2 separate regions of the Mus musculus genome follow, and region 2 is linked to region 1. A link is a loop called in an ENCODE intact Hi-C map of the cell type or tissue named here. Cell type or tissue: gastrocnemius. All regions are shown on one strand. Each heading gives the region's core, and the rest is flanking DNA. Links, peaks and the distances in the headings are about the cores only. Region 1 holds the start of 9330182O14Rik (RIKEN cDNA 9330182O14 gene). Region 2 overlaps Lrp12 (low density lipoprotein-related protein 12).

Region 1 (10,210 bases), core at 1,262-9,261:
ATGTAGCTTAAACCCCACGCAAAACAAGTCTAGGAGTGCTTACACACACACACACACACACACACACACACACACACACAAACACATATGCAAGGGAACCGAAAGAAAATTATAAAGAATTTGCCTGAGGCTTTATTGCCAATAATGGGGACACTGGGCTCAAAATCAGACCCATTTGCTGTCAAAACTTGTGTTCTGTAAACCGATACTAATGTCAGTGCAGGCAGCAGAGAAGGAAGTTAATGGACACTGTCCATTCTGTTCATATCTGGCTTGAAATATAATAGCCTAATGTGCATGGGAAGCTGTGAATCGCCTGCAGTCTAGAGCCTCTTAGAACAGGTAGGAGCAGGAGGGCAGCTTTCAGTCTTGAATCCATGATTTCCTCTCACATATGTGACCACAGCAGTCTAGAGATGGTGTGTACCTGTGCGTGCGCGTGCGTGCGCGTGCGTGCGCGTGTGTGCGTGTGTGTGTGTGTGTGTGTGTGTGTGTGTGCGTGTGCATGCAGGTTCTGATACAGGAATGGAGCACAGTGACTCCGGCATGGTCCCCCTTCTATTTGGTTTCTTTATCGTCAACAGTAACTTCCCTGACAAGCATATGATTGTTTTTGCAAAGCAGACACTGGGCAGTACTCTGTGTTTATTAGGGGAAATTACCCTGGAATCATAGAGTGGGGCAGAATTGTGAAAGGATGGGAAAATGGATCCTTATAAGGGTGATCTTGACGTAGCCTCTGATGTTGAGGTTCAGCTTCCCTGTCATCTTTTGAAGAATATGAGGGATGTGCGTCAGGACTTTCCGGGTGAGAACAGCGAAAGGCGGCCCTGTCTATCAGTCCTTACCTCGCCCCTCCTCCAAAGTGTTACTCCCTCTCGTACTCAGAATTCCAGTCTACAGCTAACAAGATAATAAAGAAGCCATCAAGGAACGCGGTGCTAACAATAAATAGGTCGCAGTGAACGAGTTGGGCGCACTGCAAGCATGTGGTTGCAAGGGGCAAACAGGCAGCCTGCATTCTGTAGACGCAGGAATCACAGACCAACGGTTGTGGTTTCTTATCTAAGACATTTATGATCTCCGCACAGATTTTATGTAAAGAGAACCTTGTAGCATGTGGCCTTTGCGTCTGGCTTCTTTCACTCAGCATAGTGTTTTCAAGGTCTCAAAACATAAATTCAAAAGAAGTATTTGTTGCTGCTGGCCTATATGGAATTGGAAGGTGGATCGCCTTTGGAGATCTCACTGCTTGGAGAACAGCGGCCCCTGGTGGCACAAAAGTGAACTGTTCTGGCTCAAGGAGGAACGCCAAGCCGACCTTGAGGGGGCAAATAGTGGAAAGAAGGTTCCCTTTTACAAACCAAAATAAGTTTTAAGACATTTAGCTTGCAACTACTGACGCAGGTTTACTAAAACAGGGTTTCTAGGGTAAAAAACAAAACAAAACAGTAAAACCCGTTAATAGCAATCGCTGGTCATCATGCTGTTGGAGGGGTCTGTGAGATAAGTATATGGGACCTTTTGCATGGCTCACAATTACTGCAGCAGGACTTCAGGTCTGCATAGACAAGCTCCAACGAAATAACAGGGCATTTGGAGAAATCCATACTTAAAGTTGTGTTAAATGACTATAAATTAAACCTAAACACTGTCTTGCTGTTATTTCCACTATTAGTAGCAATCAAGTGTTTAAGCCCTGAAAATTGCCCTATCAAAATTCAAGTCTATGGCTAACAAGATAATAAAGAAGAAACATATTCTTATCTTAATAAGGCTACATCAGGCCTTGTTCTCGCCTACTGAGACGTGTTAAATAGATTTTCAACCAAATACTCGTCCCATTATTTGGCTCCTCCGATACCCGGGCTTAAGTGGTCTTCGAGGCACATTTTCTTCTTCGCATGTAAAATGAGCTGATCAAAACAAAAGAGAAGTATCTGAAGAAAAGGAGTTTTATGTCAGTTACAGTGACAAAAGTGCTGGAGATCTTCAATCCACGAAGGTAAAAGATCATGGGTTCATGGTTTCAGGCCGTGGTCCTTTGGCCTCAGTACTTTGGGTCAGTGATGAGGTGACACATTGTGGTGGCAGCCATGGGCAGAAAAGATTTACTCTTCTCATGGTGACCAGGAAGTAAAAGGAGAGGATGTGTTTCTAATGTCCCTTTCAGGGACCTTTATCCAATGACCCTCCCTATCCAGTTAGGATGGTCCTTCTAGGCTCCGCCCAGCAGCTACCTAGCAACAGCCAGGAAGGTCGGGCTTGCTATAAAAGGGACTGGCCTCTCTTTCCTCTCTGATCCCTTGCTCCCTTTTTCTCCACCCTCTCCTCCTCTCTCGCCACGAGTTCCAGGATGGCCTCTTTCTCTGACCCCTCTCTTTCTCTGCCTCTACTCTCTTCTCAACCACCCCTTCTCATGCCCCCCAAATAAACTTCATTCTATATTAGGCCTGTCTTGTAACTGGTACCTCAGGGGTGGGGGCAGGGGGATGCCTCAGCATGGACCCACTGAGTCACCAGACTGCATTTTACAAAACATTACACCTCATTAAGTTTCTGTCAACTCCCAGGCACCAGCAAAGGTCCAAATGTTTAGAACATGGCCTTTAGGGGGCAGTTAAAATCCAAACTATAAGAGAAAATAGTGGAGCGTGACCCCGAAACTCTTCTCTGGATGTTTCCATTGTCCTTTGGTTTCTCCGTTTTCATTTGCCTCAAACACGTTGCTAACACTACACCTGAGTTTCTCCTCCCTCCTCCCTGTGCTTATGGCCTGACAGCTAGCCTACTGGTGTGCTTGACTTTATATGTACAACATGCACCTGACATCAGACAGTGACTAGCACATAGTAGGTACTCTATAAATATTTTCAAAAAAAAAAATCTGTGCTGGTTAGTTCTGACAGACAGACAGTCACCTTGACACACACCTAGAGTCACCTGAGAGGAGAAAACCTCAACTGAAGAACTATCTCTATCTATGGAGAATCTCTTGATAGTTGACTGATGTGGAAGGGCTCAGCCTACTGTGGGTAGGACTATTCTTTGAGCTTGTGGTTCTCTGCTGCATGAAAAAAGCTGATATATATATATATATGTATATATATATACATATATATATACACACACACATATGTATATATGGATATATATGTATGTATATATGTGTATGTGTATACATATGTAAATGTAAAAGCATGCAGACTAGATAGGCCATATGTGTGTGTATGTGTATATGTGTATATGCATATAAAATATATATATAGCACACACATATGCTTATATGTAGGTAACAACAATTAATGGAAAAAGAGAAGCCATGAGTTTGAAAGAGAGCTAGGAAAGGTATATGGGAAGTGTTGGAGGGAAGAAAGGGAGAAATAATATAATTATAACCTCAAAAAATGGCAGAGAAAAAAGTTTTATCCTTAAAAAAACATGTGTAGGAGCAAACCAGAGAGCAAGCCAAGACACAGCCTTACACTGTGGCTTCTACTTCAGTTCCTGCTTGACTGCACTGATTTCCCTTAATGGTGCGCCGAGACCCAGAAGTGCAAGCTGAATAAATCCCTTTTCTCACCTAATTGCTTTGTGTCATTATGTCTATCCCAGCAACAGAAACCCAGGTAGAACAATTGTTGAACAGAAACATCTCCAGAAGATTGCTTTCAGTTCTGGCCCTGCGGCTTGTGATTTCAGACTAAATAACCCGTTTTCCTAAGTACTTTAAAATGCAACTTGTTAAACCCTCTGCAGTCTTTGCGTGGCTCTGTTTGATGAAGCCTCTAGTGCATGAAGGGCTCACGCGTAGTCATTGCTGAGGGGTCTCACGAGGGCTAGGCACATGCATCTCGTGTCCTAAAACAGTCGAGAGAGAATGAGACAGACGTGAAAATACACACACAAAAGGACTGGTCAAAATTCACAATTACTGGCAAGACATTAACAGTAAGGTATGAGATGTGGAGCCTTTAGCTAGAGCTTGATAGCAATCCTGGGTGCCAGGGTGGGGCAGAACAGAGAGTCTTTGAAATAGTATACCCACCAGGCAGGAAGAGAGTGAGGCACAAAGCTGCTTCAGCTTCCCAGGGAAACCCAGGTGGCTGTAGGTAAGAGTTCAAAACAACTGCCACTGATCTGGAGCTGAATTACCGTATATAGTGAGCAGCGATTCATAGGTCAGCATCCTGGGCTTCATCTCGAGCATTAACACATTCACCTTCCGTGCCATACAGTACTTTATTGCTTCCTGGGGTTAAATGAAAAAAAAAAAAAAAACTATCTCCCAGAGTCTCAGGTATTTGGACAGTTGGTGGCGCTGTCGGTGGCTCTTCATGTGGTGAAGCCTTGCCTTGCTGGAGGAAGTAAGTCATGGGGAGATAAATGGCTTTGGGAGTAAAAGACCTTCTTCGGTTTTCAGTCAGGACTTTGTGCTCCCAGCTCTGCACCTGAGCTCTCAGCTTCCTGAGAACACAGCACTGCCAACCTGTCATTTGCTGCTGTGTTCTCTGCCACAATGGACTCTTACCCTTGAGGAAACTGAACTGTGAGTGTAAACAGACTCTTTTTGTAGGTCAAGGAGGAAGCCCTGAGTGTATGTGTATTATGACATGGGCACGACTGTGTCTAGAACGGCCAAGGCCTTAGACCCACAAAACAATTGGCAAAACCGCCATGTGGTTGGGGCTTAAGAGAAATGCAAAGCTTTGCTTGGGAGTCTGAGTCTTTCTGGAGGCTTGATTAACTTGTGCAAAGACTAGCACCTCTGACTTCCTTCTCGAAAGTGTTTACAGCCTAGGACTGGTCTCCCTACAGAGACTAGCTACAGAACACCCAGCCCCACTGTACTTGTTATGTTAGAATGGCAGTTTGTCCAGACAGATCACACTAGGCCAGCACAGTTCCACAGGACTCTAGAGGTTTATTGTGTGTGTGTGTGCGGGGGTGGGGGGTGGAGGATGGTGGCAAAGGGGGACAACGATGATGAAGAAGGAAAGAGAGTGAAGGTTAGGAGGGGCCTGCCTTTTATTTGGGCTGTGATGTAACCACGCACAGGTAAATGTGGGCAGGTGGGCCAGGTGGATGCTGGGCATGTATGGTGATTGCCATGGCAACAGATGTACTGGTCCCTGTCGCCTATGTTGCTGGATTCAGAGGTGACCTTCTACTGTAAATCCAGTTTCTGATGCCAAAATACCTCCCTTCGCTTATCATAAAGAGAAGAAAAAAAGAGAGGAGGGAGAAGCCTATGGTAAAAGGGGAATAGGGGCAACAGATCTCTTAAATTCCTTCCCGCTGTCTAGGGGTGTCGACAATTTTGGGTTATAGTTGACTTTCATCATTGGGGTCCACTTGGTAGATGTTAGCATCAGGCTCCTCTGTGGACAGGAGCTGGTAATCCTGTAACAGGAACTGATTAATACTTTGGTTAGACATTTTTTGTTTTTGTCATTGAAGGAATGTAGAAACAAGATTAATGAGGCAGGGAGCAAATAATAACACCAGGAGGTTGACTAGGAAAGGCGTTATGAAAGGGACTATCTACTTCCATATAGGGTTTTCAAAAATCCCAGAACTAGAGGTCTCACGTATGTCTGATTGCAGCTCCTGAATTTTATTTCTCACTATCCCAGTTGGTTAACGTAGAAACAGCATTCTTCTTGAAGAAATAGGCAAAGACCACCTTCTTTGGCTGTCAAAACATCTAGCCCCACTGCTGCAAAAGTGTTGATCTGTTTCTGCCTGGTAATCATGGTTTCAGACAGTTTTTGAAAACTTGTGCTAAGCTTGGAAGTAAACTTATCATATTGGGTCATAGAAGTCGTTATCCCTGCAACTCCAGTTCCAGCACCTATGGCTATTCCCGTAGCAACCAAGAGTGGCACGACCTGAACTGCCGTCTTATGTTGGGCAGCTATCATATCCACAACTGGAATTGGCAGGGGCTCAGTTCCCTGGATTACTCCCAGTTCAGGGAAAAGGAGTACCAACGTGCAGAGTCCTGACCAGCTGGTGGGTAGGCAGTGATATACCTGAGTGCCACAGAGAATTGACTGTGTTTTAGACAGCAGGGCATTGTGGCAGAGATGATATATTGAGGGTTAGGGTTCTATTGCAGTCTAGGAAACTTAGTGTTCCTACAGAATGAGTCCTGGAAGTCTTAAAACAGTTTGCCATGTCAAAAAAGAGAGATAGAGGTAAGGTATGGAGTCATGGCAACACTGGAGTCAGGGCAGCTGACAAAGGATGAGGTGAGGTTACTTGGCAGTATCACTGGAGATGCTGTAAGTGACAATGGTGAATTAGTTCCAGGGGGTACGTATAGCCAGCAATCTTTAAAGTGTCCAGGCCGGGTGACATTAAGGAGTTGGTAGGTGGAGGTCAAGGTCTGAAGCAAAAGGCAAAGTGACAAATTAGTGGCATTTATGAGGGGGGATGTCAAGGAGGGAAGGACCTCGGAGGAGTGTTTGATTACTTCATATACTTTTCCAATATCTAGAGGTTCGGCAATTGAGACATATTTCCTCTGCCTGCAGATAGTACTTACTGGGGACACAGCTTGGTTTTTATGGTAGAGCTTACCAACAACTCCTGTCTCCCACCTGGGATTCCATGGGTCTTATATGTAGAAAAAAAGTGTCTTGTGGTATTGATAGAAGAAATGATTGGTCTGTGATCCTTGCATATGTATCCGACAAGACCAACGTGGGCAACCCCCATATTCGTCTGGCCATTTTCTGCAATAATTTTTTGTCTGGTCAAAGAGAAAGCAAGTATAGAGATCATAATAATTAGATGAGATAAGCGATACAGGGATGACAGCAATTTAGATTGGTTCCTGGCATATGGAGCAGTTTCTTAACCCTATTTGGAAAGACTGTTTGTTATCTGTGGGGGTTTCTAAATGTCAAATTTCCAGATGTAAGGGCTGCCCTGGTGGAAACGAACAGCAGGGGAAGGATGAGAAACCCTTGTCTAATCCTGTGGGGTCGAGTGCAGCTGCTGGAATGGAGTCTCATTTTCTGGGATTGGGGACAAGGTGGGTGGTCTCAGTGTCTTCTGGAGCATAACAGAGCACAGTCCTGTTATGGTTGGCATGTAGGAAAAATTTTTAGATGGAGGGATGAAAGGTTTGAAGTGAGACAGGTAGAACCAATAAGAGAGTTCCTTTAGTTTAGTAGCTGTAGGGGTTACAAGATCTAGGACTGAGAAATGGGGAGTCCCTGAGGGGATAGCGGGAAGAAGTGTGTAAGGGTTAGCCACAACAGGATGGAGAGGTACTACTGCAGATTTAATGTGCCTGGGGTCTTGAACCAAGCAATAGGTTCCATTAGGTTTCTTAACTGCTAGTATAGAGGTATTAAAGGGAGAAGAGATAGGATGAAGAAGTGTTTTCCTTAAGAGGTCAGAAATGATAGGTTTATGTCCCCTGAGGCTCTGGAGAGAGAGAGAAGAGAGAGAAAGAGGGAGTGAGAAGAGAGAGAGAGGAGAGAGAGAGAGAGAGAGAGAGAGAGAGAGAGAGAGAGAGAGAGAGAGAGAGAATGGTGAATTAGTTCCAGGGGGTACGTATAGCCAGCAATCTTTAAAGTGTCCAGGCCGGGTGACATTCAGGAGTTGGTAGGTGGAGGTCAAGGTCTGAAGCAAAAGGCAAAGTGACAAGTTAGTGCCATTTATGAGGGGGGATGTCAAGGAGGGAAGGACCTCGGAGGAGTGAGAGAGAGAGAGAGAGAGAGAGAGAGAGAGAGAGAGAGAGAAAGTATTGAGCTTGGGTGATGTACCTGGTAGAGTCCAGTAATTGGATGACAGCAGGAGAATGATGCTTAGCAACGGAAGGGTTCTGGACATCCAAGACTTGGGGATCTACCTGAGAAGCTGGTAAAGGAAACAACATGTTAGTAGGTTGACTGGCTAAAAGAGGGAGCAGAGGGGCTGGTGGCCAGGAAACAGAGGCTCCCAACTTAGCTAGAAGATCCCTTCCCAATAAGGGTGCAGGACATGTCAGCACTACCAAAAAGGGATGGGTGAGAGGTACACCCCTAAAATGCAACTAAGTGGTGGGGTCTGGTGAGGAAGGTAAGGTTGTCCTTCTACTCCGACAATAGAAAATGAGAAGGGAAAGTGGGTCCCCAAAACTCTGTCAGGACCAAGTAAAATGGCCCCAGTGTCCAAGAAGAAGGAGATGGGCCACCCACATGCCTGGGGCTCCCTGCTAGTGATGGCAGTGGTCAGGTCATGGGAGCTCAGGCCTCTTCAGTCATCCATAGACAAGCCTGGAGGGTTACCTGGGAGTAATGTCCCTCTGTTCTGCATAGCATGAGGGCAATTGACAGCCCAATGTCCCTCCTGATGGCACCTAGGACATGGCCCCTTTGGCTTTTGGAAGTTAGGGTAGGCTTTTGCCCAATGACCTTGTTGACTACACTTGTAGCAGGATTCTTGTGGTCTCTGAGTTTTAGAAGACCAGGAGTCTGGGGCAGTGGCTGGGGCTGGTCACACAGCCATTGCCGGCATATGGTATTTTTGTCTGTGAACCTTTTCATCTCTCTCATGGTACACTTTGAAGGCCAGCACCAAAACTTCTGCCTATGGAGTTAGGAGCCCCTTCTTCAACCGCCTAAGTTTAGATTTTATGTCGGGGTAGCTCTGGGAAAAAAAGTAGGTCATCAGAAGTTGCTTACCTTCTGGGTTTTCAGGGTCTAGATTACTATATTGTAATAAGGTGTTCTAAAAACTGAGATGGGTTTTCTTGTTTGTCCTGGATGACCTCTTGGAGTTTTTCAAAATTTACTGGTTTTAAGGCAGCCCTATAGAGACTGGTCAGGAGGCAGGTTATGAATCTATCTCTGGCTAAAATACCACCTGGAGAATTATAATTCCATCGAGGATCTTGGTCAGGTAGTGCCTCAGATCCGACTGGATATGTTTGATGAGTCTCGCCTGCATGTATTCTCGCCTGCTCCCAAACTCACCTGCGTTCGTCGGGAAGTAAATTATTAGTGAGGGTTGTATATACATCATGAAAAGTCAAGCTATAAGATTGAGTAATGTACTGAAACTCTTTAATAAAGGTGGAGGAGTTAGAGGTATAGGAACCCAGACTGCTCTTTATTTGAGAAAGTTCACTTAGTGAGAAAGGAACGTGTACTCTAACAAGGCCATTACCCTAGCAACTTCCATTAAAGGAAGGACGGATGCCTTTGGTGTCCCAGGGGGAGAAGGACTTGTGTGTTTGACTGTGGTGGGAGGGGTGAAGGGCGGTGCCAATGCAGGGCAATTGGAGTGACCTCAGCTGGCCACGGGGGTGGGGGGGTGCAGGGCTCTGGAGAGGTCAAGCAAAGAGGCGCTGGGGTAGCCTGATGAGAAAAAGAAAGTGAGGCAGTGTTTGGGTTTATGAAGGCAGAGAAATAGGTCTGTGGTGGAAAGGGGGAGGTTCGTTAGCTGGATTGAGGGTTGTAGCAGTATCTGGTGGAGATTTCATGGCTAGGAGAAGTTGGGTTGGGGAACAAGAAGAACACAGAGAGGGGTTGGAGCAAAGATAGGTAAACACTTGGGCATAGGGGACCTGTTTCCATTTACCAGACCATTGGTAGTACGTATGAAGATGCCGTAATAATTGGATCTACTGTGCCATTAAGTGCCCATTTAGAGCCGTTGTCTAATGGGTACTGAATCCAGACCTTCCTGCAGAGGTGTACTAGTTTTGATATCCTCATGTTGGACATTAACTTTAGAGATTTGAGATTTTCCAGGAGACATCCCAGTGGGGATCCTGGAGGCACGGTTGAAGATGATGAGGATCCTATTGGGTGAATTATTTGTATCAGCATCCAGAGAAAGTCCAACAACGCATATAAGCCAGGCTAGATGTCCAGGTCTTCACGTGGACCATCTAGAAGCTACCGTGAGTCCCTGACTCATCAGAAAACACTTCTACCCAAGCTTAGGGTTTTCTGAATGGCTGCAAGAATATGTGTGGGAGGGGGTGGCAGGGGTCAGAAACTCAATCTCAAGAAGGAAATCACCCAAGGGTTGATGTTCTATTTTGTACATCATCTAGGAGGTTGGTCATAGAGACCGTGGGCATGAAATGCTAACCCCTTAGCCCATAGAGGTTGGCCAGGCCTTTTCTGGGAAATCAGGGCCCTTCCTGCTGACTGGAGGCAAAACCTTATCAATATGCCGATGCTTGTGCGAGAATTTCAGCAGT
Region 2 (10,210 bases), core at 952-8,951, 260 kb before region 1:
CAACCTTTTAACATAAGATAGATAAAATGGCAGTTACATGAATAAAGCAGCCATATTTCTACTATTAAACTTAAGTACCAGGATTTAAAAAAACAAAACAAAACCAGGTATAAGCAAACGGAAGAACATGACTGAAGACTACGAATACATAATGCATTTTTAGCTGCTAAAACAGCAAACTCTAGCTCCTAGAGTTACACATTGTTAAATTTAACCATGCAGGCTAACATATAATAAGAAATCACCCTGCATCTTTTCATTTTAAACTAAAACTAGTTTAATTGTAAAGTTACAAAACAGTGAGTGGATATTGCTCCAGCTTGCATACAGTCTGGCGATTCTGTCCTAACACAGCAGCAAAGCCTCGTCATCACTCGTTTCCGTCTTCACTGTGGCTTCTAAGCAAGTGTCTGGTATCTGGGCTGTGTGCACAATGCCACAGCGCTCGCAGGGGCCGTCCCGGTTACTTGTTCTCACTCCAGGGTTTCCTGCACTGTGTGGCTGTCTAAACCCTTGTACTTGGTCTGAGGCAAGGTCAAGAAGAGGTCTGGAGCAGTCATTGGCATCAATGTCCGAAGCTCCGTCTGAAACTGGAATTAGCATTTCGACGTCATCGTCGTCTTCTCGTCCACTCACTGCGGTGTCCAGCTGTCTCAAAGGACTCCGGTTCTGGGTAGTGGAGCTCGATCGACCTAGTGTAAAGCGGACCCAGCGCAGGCCCTGAGTCATCCGACTTAAAGCACTTGTGAGCTGGTGACGTGCTGGGCTCACACTCGGGGCTTCCACACTTGACACTTCCCTTCCATCTGCATGGCCACCTCTGGTGCTCTGAGCAGAGGAATTCCCACCTGATCCCACTGTGGCCTCCACGGCGGTCGTGGGAGGGACCTTCTGGGGCAACGGTGCTGCAACCCCACCCGATGCTCCCGCCGTATCCCTTCTCTCATTTTCTGTGTCAGTGTCATCGGACTCCACGGAGAATAAGCTTCTGTGAGGGCGACTCCTCTCAGTTTCTCTGCTGCTGCTCTGGCTAGGGACAACCTCATCTCCATCTCCCGAGACCAAAGCCAATGACCCTGAATGACGGGATCTTGCAAAATTAAAAATACGATTCCAAATGTTGCTAGATCTGCCTGTCATAGGAAGCCTGATTGAAGTAAATCCCAGCTGAGATCGGACAGCTAGCCTCAGGTTTTCTAAAACGGAAGCCTGCAAGAGTAAGAAAAAAGAAAATAGTGAATAATGAGGTATTAAGATGAAAAACATTCTTTGACTCACTGTTACTAGGAACAGCGATGAGCTAAATTAAATTCACTTACCTCTACAGGTCTACTCATAGAGAATCTAATCTGTAACTTAAATCCTAACTCTACAGTGACAGTTTTGTCAATTACAGCAATTATAAACCACAATAATATTCCAATCCTACAACTGTACCAAGTCTGGAAAATAGATACACTGAAAATTTCTACCAGACGTCACTACATGACTCGTTTATGATTATGCTCCAATATTCTCCTAAAAACTTACAGTTAGGCTTGAGTCACAAGGCTGAACTGTCCTGTCAATGTGGGAATCCCATTTTACAGAGCTAGATTCCAAGGATGGAGTGAATGAATCCCGAGGACGCCGTTTTACTGTTTCAAATAAAGGCCTGAACATACTTGTAATACAGACTAGAATATATTTGGATGCCTTCTCAAGTTTTAAGAAATAAGCTTTTTTTTTCAGTTTAGGATTAAATATAAACCATATTAGTCTTTAAAATTGATAATTTAAAAATTTACAGACTTTAAAAATATGGAATGCTTCACAACTCAATTAGCACACAATGAAAGTATGTCTCGCAACTAGAAGAAAACCTAGGGGCCAGGGAGACGGCTGGCCAGGCAGAGGTAGGCGCTTGCCTCCAAGCCTGACCACCTGCGCTCGATACCTGGAGCCCATAAGGAGGAGGACAGAGAACAGACTCTTGGCAAGTTGTCTTCTGACCTCCACTGGATGGCACCATGACAGGCAGCCTCTTCCAAACACAACGTAAATAGGTTAATTAAAAGATAAATCATTTTGTCTAGATGAAAGTGTCAGGTGAGTTTTAAATAGTCTTCAAGCTCCACCTAGTGGCTATAGACTTAGGGCAAGCATAGCTTTAATGAACCTCACACTGAGCAAAACTAAGCCAACAAAGGTTGGTGATTCAGTGCTCAAGGCCCAGCCTCTCACAGAAGCAAGAAGGAAGTAAACAGGCAAGCACAGTAGCCAGTGCTCTTCCCCTGTTTGCCATGTGCATACAGTCATGCCTGTACAGTCTGAAGCAATTCAGCAAACACTTAGAGGCTATCACTGCAGGAACGTTTCTAGCCAGCTTTAGTAAAATACACATCACCAGTAAATCTGGCTATCAGCATACATGGACTTTCAGTACAAATGTGAAAGGTCTTTTTCTTTTGCCAATTAAGAAGAATCTAAATACAAAATTAAAAACTAATAGTAGTTCAAATTTAGAATGAACATCTCCATTGACCACTCCTAGTGCTCAGTATTCAAACCACTGTCACGTGAGCCCGAGCTTCTGACAGACCCTCACCTCGCACACTTTCTACCGACGTTACCATTACTGTCAGTCACAAGCAGCAGGCAATCTCTGCTTAGTTAAAAGCCTGTTAACTGAAAAGTTGCAAATTTAACATTAGATTCTGTAGGGAGATGTCACAGTAGTTTGGTGGATAACTGTCTATTGTTTCACTTGTGAAGTAGTAATAACTGACAAGAAAGTATTTCTAGTTTGTACTAGGAACAAATTACAAAATTATTTTCTTTTAAAAACTTATGGAAAGTTGATAATTTGTTACCAGAAATTTCAAATGTGAGAATTTGGCCTCATTAAACAAAGTTCAACAACTTATGTTATTTAAAATGCTGTTTAAATGGAATTCTTAATACTTTGTGGCTCTAGAGAATGAAGCAGTATGGAATAGACTTCAAAGTTACCTTGGCTTTTGGGACAGAATCTCTATACACTTGGAGTGCCATGACTGACAGAAAAGCTGTCTCCATTGGGAGACTGGCAGGCAGCTACAATCCTGTGACCTAGGGTGGGGCTCTGGTGATTCATGGTAAGGGGACAGTTTCAGCAGGGCTACAGACAGACGTACACTAGCCATATCAGCAGGGCTACAGAAGTACACTAGCCATGTCCAACTGATCACAACTGTATATGTGAGTCTGGATGGGGACTTGGGTGAGCATCCTTAGTGGGTAACAGCTATGGAATGTTGTCCCACAGCAGTGTTCTGCATGGGGCTGTCTGAACTCTGCCCCATGAGCCTCTTCCCTCAGTGGTTTTTAATTCATATCCTCTCATAGCAACAGGGTCCGGCCATGGGCAAACAGCTCCAAGTGAGCCCTTCAGATTCTTTTAGTGAGCTGGCAAACCAGAGGGAGCTGGAGAAGCCAGCTTGCAAATGGTCCTAGCAGTGAGCAGTCACATCATTTGTGCTCCTACTAGCTTTCCAGAGCACAGTGGCAAGGAGGTGATGGTAGCCAATGGAGGTAACCACGGTCTGTCACCTATCTTCAAAGAAATCGATGGTGGCAGTGCCAATGACAGAAACTATAATCGAGTTTTTTCTATTTTTTATATCTAACAATTTGACCAGTATAAATTCTGAATTAGAAACTACACCTGAAAAAATTAAAAATTACATCTACAAATTGTCACTGAGGATTTGAAAGAATATCCAGCTAAGGTGACATGTATCAGAAGTGAAAGGATGTTCAATTTAAAAGAGTTAAGGCTCTAAAAAACTAATTTTTCCTAGTTCTAATTCTGAGTCATTTTTATAAATGTTTGTGAATATATTTAAAATTTAAATGCACACAAATGCTTATGACTAAAATAAGCTGTGGTACATTTTTATAGCTTGAAATGTTTTTAAAACTTCCTGAGAACTTTGAAGAACCAAAGAGTATGAGTTACAACCAAAAGAAAACGGACCAAATTCTTAAACACTAAAACCCAGCTTCAAGTTCTCCCTTAAATTAGGGGCAAATGTTCACTCCTCTTCAATTACTTTCACTTAAAATGGGTTGCTATGCCGTAAGTAATGTGTTAGTACATTAATTTTACCATTCATTCTTAAATCTCTAAATGTTCAATCAGAAAATTGGCCAAAGGTTTTAAATTTCAGTTCACCTGCTCACTTATCCCCAAAAGGAAAATGTCTCAGAATGACAGTTTTATAATTATAAAAATCAGAATTGTATAGATTCTGTGAAAATGTAATACAATTTATAAATTCAGTTGTCCATATATTTAATATTTGCATGATTGTGAAAACTCCTAAAGTTAAGAATCCCTGCTTTACTACTTATAGACTTTAAAAGAGGATGAAACAGATTAGAATTCTCATTATACCTGATTAGGTGAACAGACAGGAAAATCTTCTACGGGTGGGATTAGTCCCTGAGCGATCAACTGTCCATATGAGGGAGGAGCCTCTCTTCGGAGAAGTTCTGCTTCCACGCGTGACAACTGGGTCTCAAATGATCTTGGAGTAAAGAGAAGAAAAGGTTCAAAGGAAGGCAAGCAGCAATGCTCTGCCATCAGAACTGAAGCACTTGAATGTTTCAACTAACTAACGCCACCCAACCACTTCTACTCTGGGAATGTAAGGCTGATGTGATGGTTGTCCAGAGGTGCTTATGCTAGTAAGAGCCTAAATTACTATGTTTTAATAGACAGAAATGTCTGCCAAAGGAAATATCTGTACATGATAAAATAACAGACTTTAAAACCCCAAGCCCCTACACTCTAGGAGATAATTGGTGACAGGTCTCAGCAGACACTTTGTCCATCAATTCCAACACAGGTGGACTGAAGTGATGTAATCGGAGACCCAACTCTCCGTTGGTAAAGTTTCCTAGCCATTTCTATTTGCTCAGAGAAAAGACGCACAATGGCTCTTGTGGCCCCATGCATCTGTGCACCATCTGTGCTCTAGCTGTTCAGCATGGTCTTTGCTAATTGATCATTTGTAGCTGTTAGGACTGAAGGCAGCTGTCCCCACAATGCCCTCTAGGGAGATGCCCCTGCCATTAACATCTCTCAATTTATCTTAAACCACGCTGGAAGCTGCTCTCCCTGAAGTCCATTCTCCTGCCTAACTTGTTATTCAATTGAGAATACGGCTCTCACTGAACTGCACATAACCAGGCCGAGCTCCACTGTCATGTGCTACCAGTCCCTCATGTGTTTCCAAGGCTCCAGACCAAATGAATTATGTATGTATTCTTGGAGCAATGCTGGACATTCTTCTATATACTCCCCAGAGAAGACCCCTCCAGGATCTCCTCTCTACACCCTACTCACATTTTCAAATGGCAGCTCCTGGAATAAGGACTGTCACATGCCCCTATCATGAGGACATCTATGCTACTTTGTCTTGGAGACTTCAGATCACTCACTGTGCTCAGCTTACCCACGCAACAAGTCTCTCCTCATCATGAGCCTGCTTGTGAAACTGGCTCATTCATTTCCTTCTCACTTGTAGAATGGTATAAACATTGGACTCTCAGATATATGGCATTACTGAATATTTATGAAAACAAGATAAAACTGTAACTGAGAATAACAGCTTACAGTAAGTTAGTAAATATAACATTGACTTTTCTCACCTGATAAAGCTAAATCATACTTTGTACTATGTTTATCTTTGACCATTGGGTTTTTCATTCAAATTTTATGTATCCTAAATTTATATATCTCTAAGCCACATCAAAATGAATAACGGCAGACATTTGGGGCACACTTTGAAATCTTCCCTGTTTTTGTGTGTGCATATGTGCACGAGTGTGCTTTCCTGTGTGCATCTGACCTTGGGTGTCAATCTTCAGTAACCATCCACCTTTCACTGAGACCTGGAGATTTCTAATCAGGTTAGACTGGCTGGCTGGCAAAGCCCAGGGACCCTAACATCTCTGCTGGAACTAACATGTGTCCACCAGCACGTCCAACTGTGTGTGGGTACTCAAGCTTGTGTGGCAAGCACTTGACCAACTAAACTGCCCCATACCCAGTCCCTGGGCCTCGCGTTTATTGCAGTAAAGTCTGTCTTGATACTGACCTCCGTTCAAACATTCTCAGAGAATAAAGCTTGCAAGTGCACCCCAATGCAATGACGAGCAGCAGGCCACAGATGAGGCTCCCGATGACTGCTGCTGTTATGACTCTGGTAGGCACAATGACTGGGCAGTTCTCCTCGTCACTGCCGTCACCGCAGTCATCCTGGGAATCACACACCCAGCTTTCAAACACACAGCGGTTGTTCTTACAGTGGAAATTCCCTGGCTGGCAAAAGAAGCAGTTTTTTTCATCAGAGCCGTTCGGACAATGGTTTTGGTAGTTGCAGCGATCAGAACGAGGGTAGCAGACACCATTTCGAGAACATGGAAATTCTTCCTTTTGGCACATGGTACAATTGATTTCATCCCTTCCGTTTGGGCAATGCCAGTACCCGTCACAGCGCTGCTGCTCTGTGTAGCACCCCCAGTTGCCCCCACAGGGTATTTCCCATGGCAAACAGAAGCCATCGACTTGGTAAGTAGCGTTGAACCCTCTTGCAGCATTCACTTTATCAGCACAGAAATGTACTCTTATCTGTCCGGAGGAAGAAACGACCGTCAGAGGAGCGTGAGAATCGAAAGCAGTTAGCACCCGCAAGAGCTTGCGAGGATTCTCCTCCAGTCCGTCATATATTTTGACATAATCACCATACCCGGTACCATCAAGTTTAAAGTCAGTGAACCGTAAGATGACTTTCCGATGATCACCAGTGTCTATCAGCCAGGTGCAGTTACTTCCAGGAGGATAAAAGTCGGGGTAGTTGGGAGAATTGAAGGTGCCATAGAAGTATTTTAACCATTGTCCGCATGTCGGCATGTCACAGTCTATCTCGTCTCCTAGGTCCAGGCAGTCAATGTTCCCATCACACTTTAAGGACTCAGGGAGACACGTGTAAACTTTGGTGAAGCGGGACAGACACTGGAACTGGTTGTAGGCACAGGGTTGGAAAGCAGTCGTGGTTGGGGGGTGAGCATCGCTGGCACAGACCTCCTCGTCAGAACTGTCTCCACACTCGTCCATGCTGTTGCACTTCCAGGCTTCTGGAATACACTTTCCATTTCCACAGCGGAACTGATCACAGGCACAGTCTGGCTGCTCAGATTTCCCTGCAGAGTGTGGCAAGGAAAGAAGAACACAAGTAAAGCCCACCCAGACTTGAACAGACAGGAGCACCTTTACAATGATGATGACTGAGCTCCTGCGGTACGGCTGTTAGAAACCGTGTCTGTAGCCGGGCGGTGGTGGCACACGCCCTTAATCCTAGCTTTTGGGAGGCAGAAGCAGGCGGATTTCTGAGTTGGAGGCCAGCCTGGTCTACAAAATGAGTTCCAGGACAGCCAGGGCTATACAGAGAAACCCTGTCTCGAAAAGCCAAAAAGCCAAAAAGCCAAAAAGCCAAAAAAAAAAAAGAAAAAAACAAAACAAAACCGTGTCAGTGTTAAGAGTATGTTTAGTTCTACTGGGAGACTAGCACTGGTACCACATATCAACAATCCCATCTATTAAATGTTCCTTTCCCACAGAGTTCCTTGCTCTTTATCCTAATATAGAAGGGTCAATTCTATTTGGTAGAAAGCTATTTCACTGTAGAACATATAGTGAAATGATTTAAGACACATGAGCCAAAGAACACACTTTCTAAAGAACGTAACTCTTTACAACATAATTAGAACATAGTGAGAGAGGTTTGCAGAAGAAAAGCACTCAAATAACTGCTTTTTAAGTATCTTTCTTGTCTCTGTACGCAAACACGGCAGTAACTTACTGTGTTCACTATGCTGTGTTTACAATTTAGGTCTGCTTTGGATACATTGTCATTTTAACTTTAAATTGCTTACAGTTCATGTAATCATGATCAAAGACTCCCCCATGTGCATGACTTTGTCATGTTTGGAAATGGTTTAAGAAAAGCAAAAACGTAAAAGTCTGAGACTATACACTACGCTGTGGGGTGGGTTCAGTCTTTTGTTTAAGGTGTAATGAAAACAGGAATTCATACACCAAAACCTATGCTCTGATGTCATGTTTGAGATATGGACAAATGCTTGAAAGAGGCTTGGAGAAAAGTGTACTTTCAAGGCAAATAATAAGATGTTTTTTTAAAAAAGACTTTAGTTCATGAAATTAATAATTTTATTATGGTTATACAAAACATCAAACTGGAATCTCAAATTGGAAGGCATCTGACTCAAGCTTCTAATCTTCATCTCAGCTGCCTGAGGGTCAACTCATGATTAATCGGATACTGCTCAGAAAATTAACTACAAAGTAACTGAGTAGGTAACACCACAAAACATGGTGCAGCGTTTCCTTTTTAAAAACACACCTGAAAAATACGCCAGCCTGAAGCCTTTCCTGGACACGCTGTCATCTGAGTGGAACCGGATCCAAACGTGGTCTTGGGAAGAGATATATGGTGGCGGAATTGTGGACCCACACGCTCGGTAACTTTCAATATTCTTGTATGTTTCTATTGTCAGCCAGTCCAAAGTGCATCTTCTGGACCCCTGGATATCAAAATCCTGAAAACTATAACAAGAGAGAGGAGGAAGGGACTTTAAAAACAATTGACAAGAACGTCCATAAAGATGCCATGTAACTGAAGACAAAACTCCACAAGTCCCTGCTTCTGCCCTAGCAGCGATTGCACCCCGGCAACACATACCTGCTTCTACATTCCTCATGCATGCACCTCCCTACGCTTCCAGAATGGTCTTTCTCTTCATAAGGGTAAGACCAGATTCCAAAACAAGCTGAACACCAGCTGGCAGCACATATTCCTTTTGTTTACATATTTAAGAAAATATATTTCCAATCCCAATCAATCGTCCTACATTTCTTCATGTTTGAGCCAGAAACTCGAGCATGAAGGAATGTGCTAGAGAGGCTCCTCTCTCTCTTCCATTAGACTCCATCACCTACCTCCTTAGAGCAGCAAATCAGAACAATGGGGGTGAGAAGTTAAGGGGGGCAATCAAAAAGAGTAACATTTGTTTGAGAAGTCCCTGAGTTTGAGAATACTCTTTCATATAAATCACTTAATAGTTGAGCATTATCATGTAGTTCTTAAAATACGGACACAAGTAAATGACAGAAAATCAAACAAGAACATGAAAGCAGTCACTGCTTGTAGAAATGAGAAATTCAATTTTGCTTTCAACATCTGAATATGGCTCGCTAACAAATGAAAATCTGACTTTCTCTCTCTGCCTCTAAGGAAGTTAACTGGAAGGATTACGTCGAGCTGTTTTCTCGTTCAATGCTCTGAGCAACTCTAACTCAGGCTGTTTGTCTCTGGCCTTCCGTTATTACGGACGGTGCTTTCAGAGATCTCTACACACAGGCATCTCTCTCTTACACGTGAGGAGTCAGATTTTCATAGTACATTTATGATTTTAACAGTCTAAAAATACTACTTACATGGAAAAGTTATTAGAACTGTGATTTGTCTTAGTCAACATGCCAATAGGTATATATTACTATAAGTATTCAAATATATCCACTAGCTACATGTAAATGCAATTATATCTTGTAAGGCTATTTGTTTTTATTAATTAAGAAACATTTTGGTAATTAGTTCATATGTCTTACTAGACAACCAAGTACTGAGTGGACAAAAAAGGCTATGAAGAAACCCCTGATGTCATACACACAGGTTGATGTCATTAGTTCTATCTTTTTTTTAAAATATTTTTTATTAGGTATTTTCCTCATTTACATTTCCAATGCTATCCCAAAAGTCCCCCATATCTTCCCACCCACTCCCCTACCCATCCACTCCCACTTTTTGGCCCTGGCGTTCCCCTGTACTGGGGCATATAAAGTTTGCAAGTCCAATGGGCCTCTCTTCCCAGTGATGGCCGACTAGGCCATCTTTTGATACATATGCAGCTAGAGTCAAGAGCTCCGGGGTACTGGTTAGTTCATAATGTTGTTCCACCTATAGGGTTGCAGATTCCTTTAGCTCCTTGGGTACTTTCTCTAGCTCCTCCATTGGGGGCACTGTGATCCATCCAATAGCTGACTGTGAGCATCCACTTCTGTGTTTGCTAGGCCCCAGCATAGTCTCACAAGAGACAGCTATAC

What was found. Hi-C counts contacts between places; a loop is a spot of excess contacts. Peaks named below come from ENCODE experiments on the same cell type or tissue, not always from the same donor. Only the 100,000 strongest peaks of a DNase experiment are listed, where the experiment ranks them.
Region 2: it touches region 1 in a loop (5-fold over the local background); 33 of 42 quality-filtered maps call a loop at or near these places.

The regions. Positions count from the first base shown.
Region 1 is chr15:40,130,021-40,140,230 of GRCm38, forward strand. It overlaps 9330182O14Rik (RIKEN cDNA 9330182O14 gene), which reads left to right and starts at 4,345. Exons shown (of 4, transcript NM_001256056.1): 1 at 4,345-4,549. In gastrocnemius, for the core only: a CTCF peak has its summit at 4,329 (motif pointing right); DNase peaks (open chromatin) are centred at 1,272 and 4,346.
Region 2 is chr15:39,871,670-39,881,879 of GRCm38, forward strand. It overlaps Lrp12 (low density lipoprotein-related protein 12), which reads right to left. Exons shown (of 7, transcript NM_172814.4): 4 at 8,451-8,653; 5 at 6,126-7,230; 6 at 4,418-4,550; 7 at 1-1,209. The coding sequence ends at 346. Among named protein-coding and RNA genes, the nearest start is that of Dpys, 19 kb to the left of the region's middle. In gastrocnemius, for the core only: a CTCF peak has its summit at 2,126 (motif pointing left); a DNase peak (open chromatin) is centred at 2,004.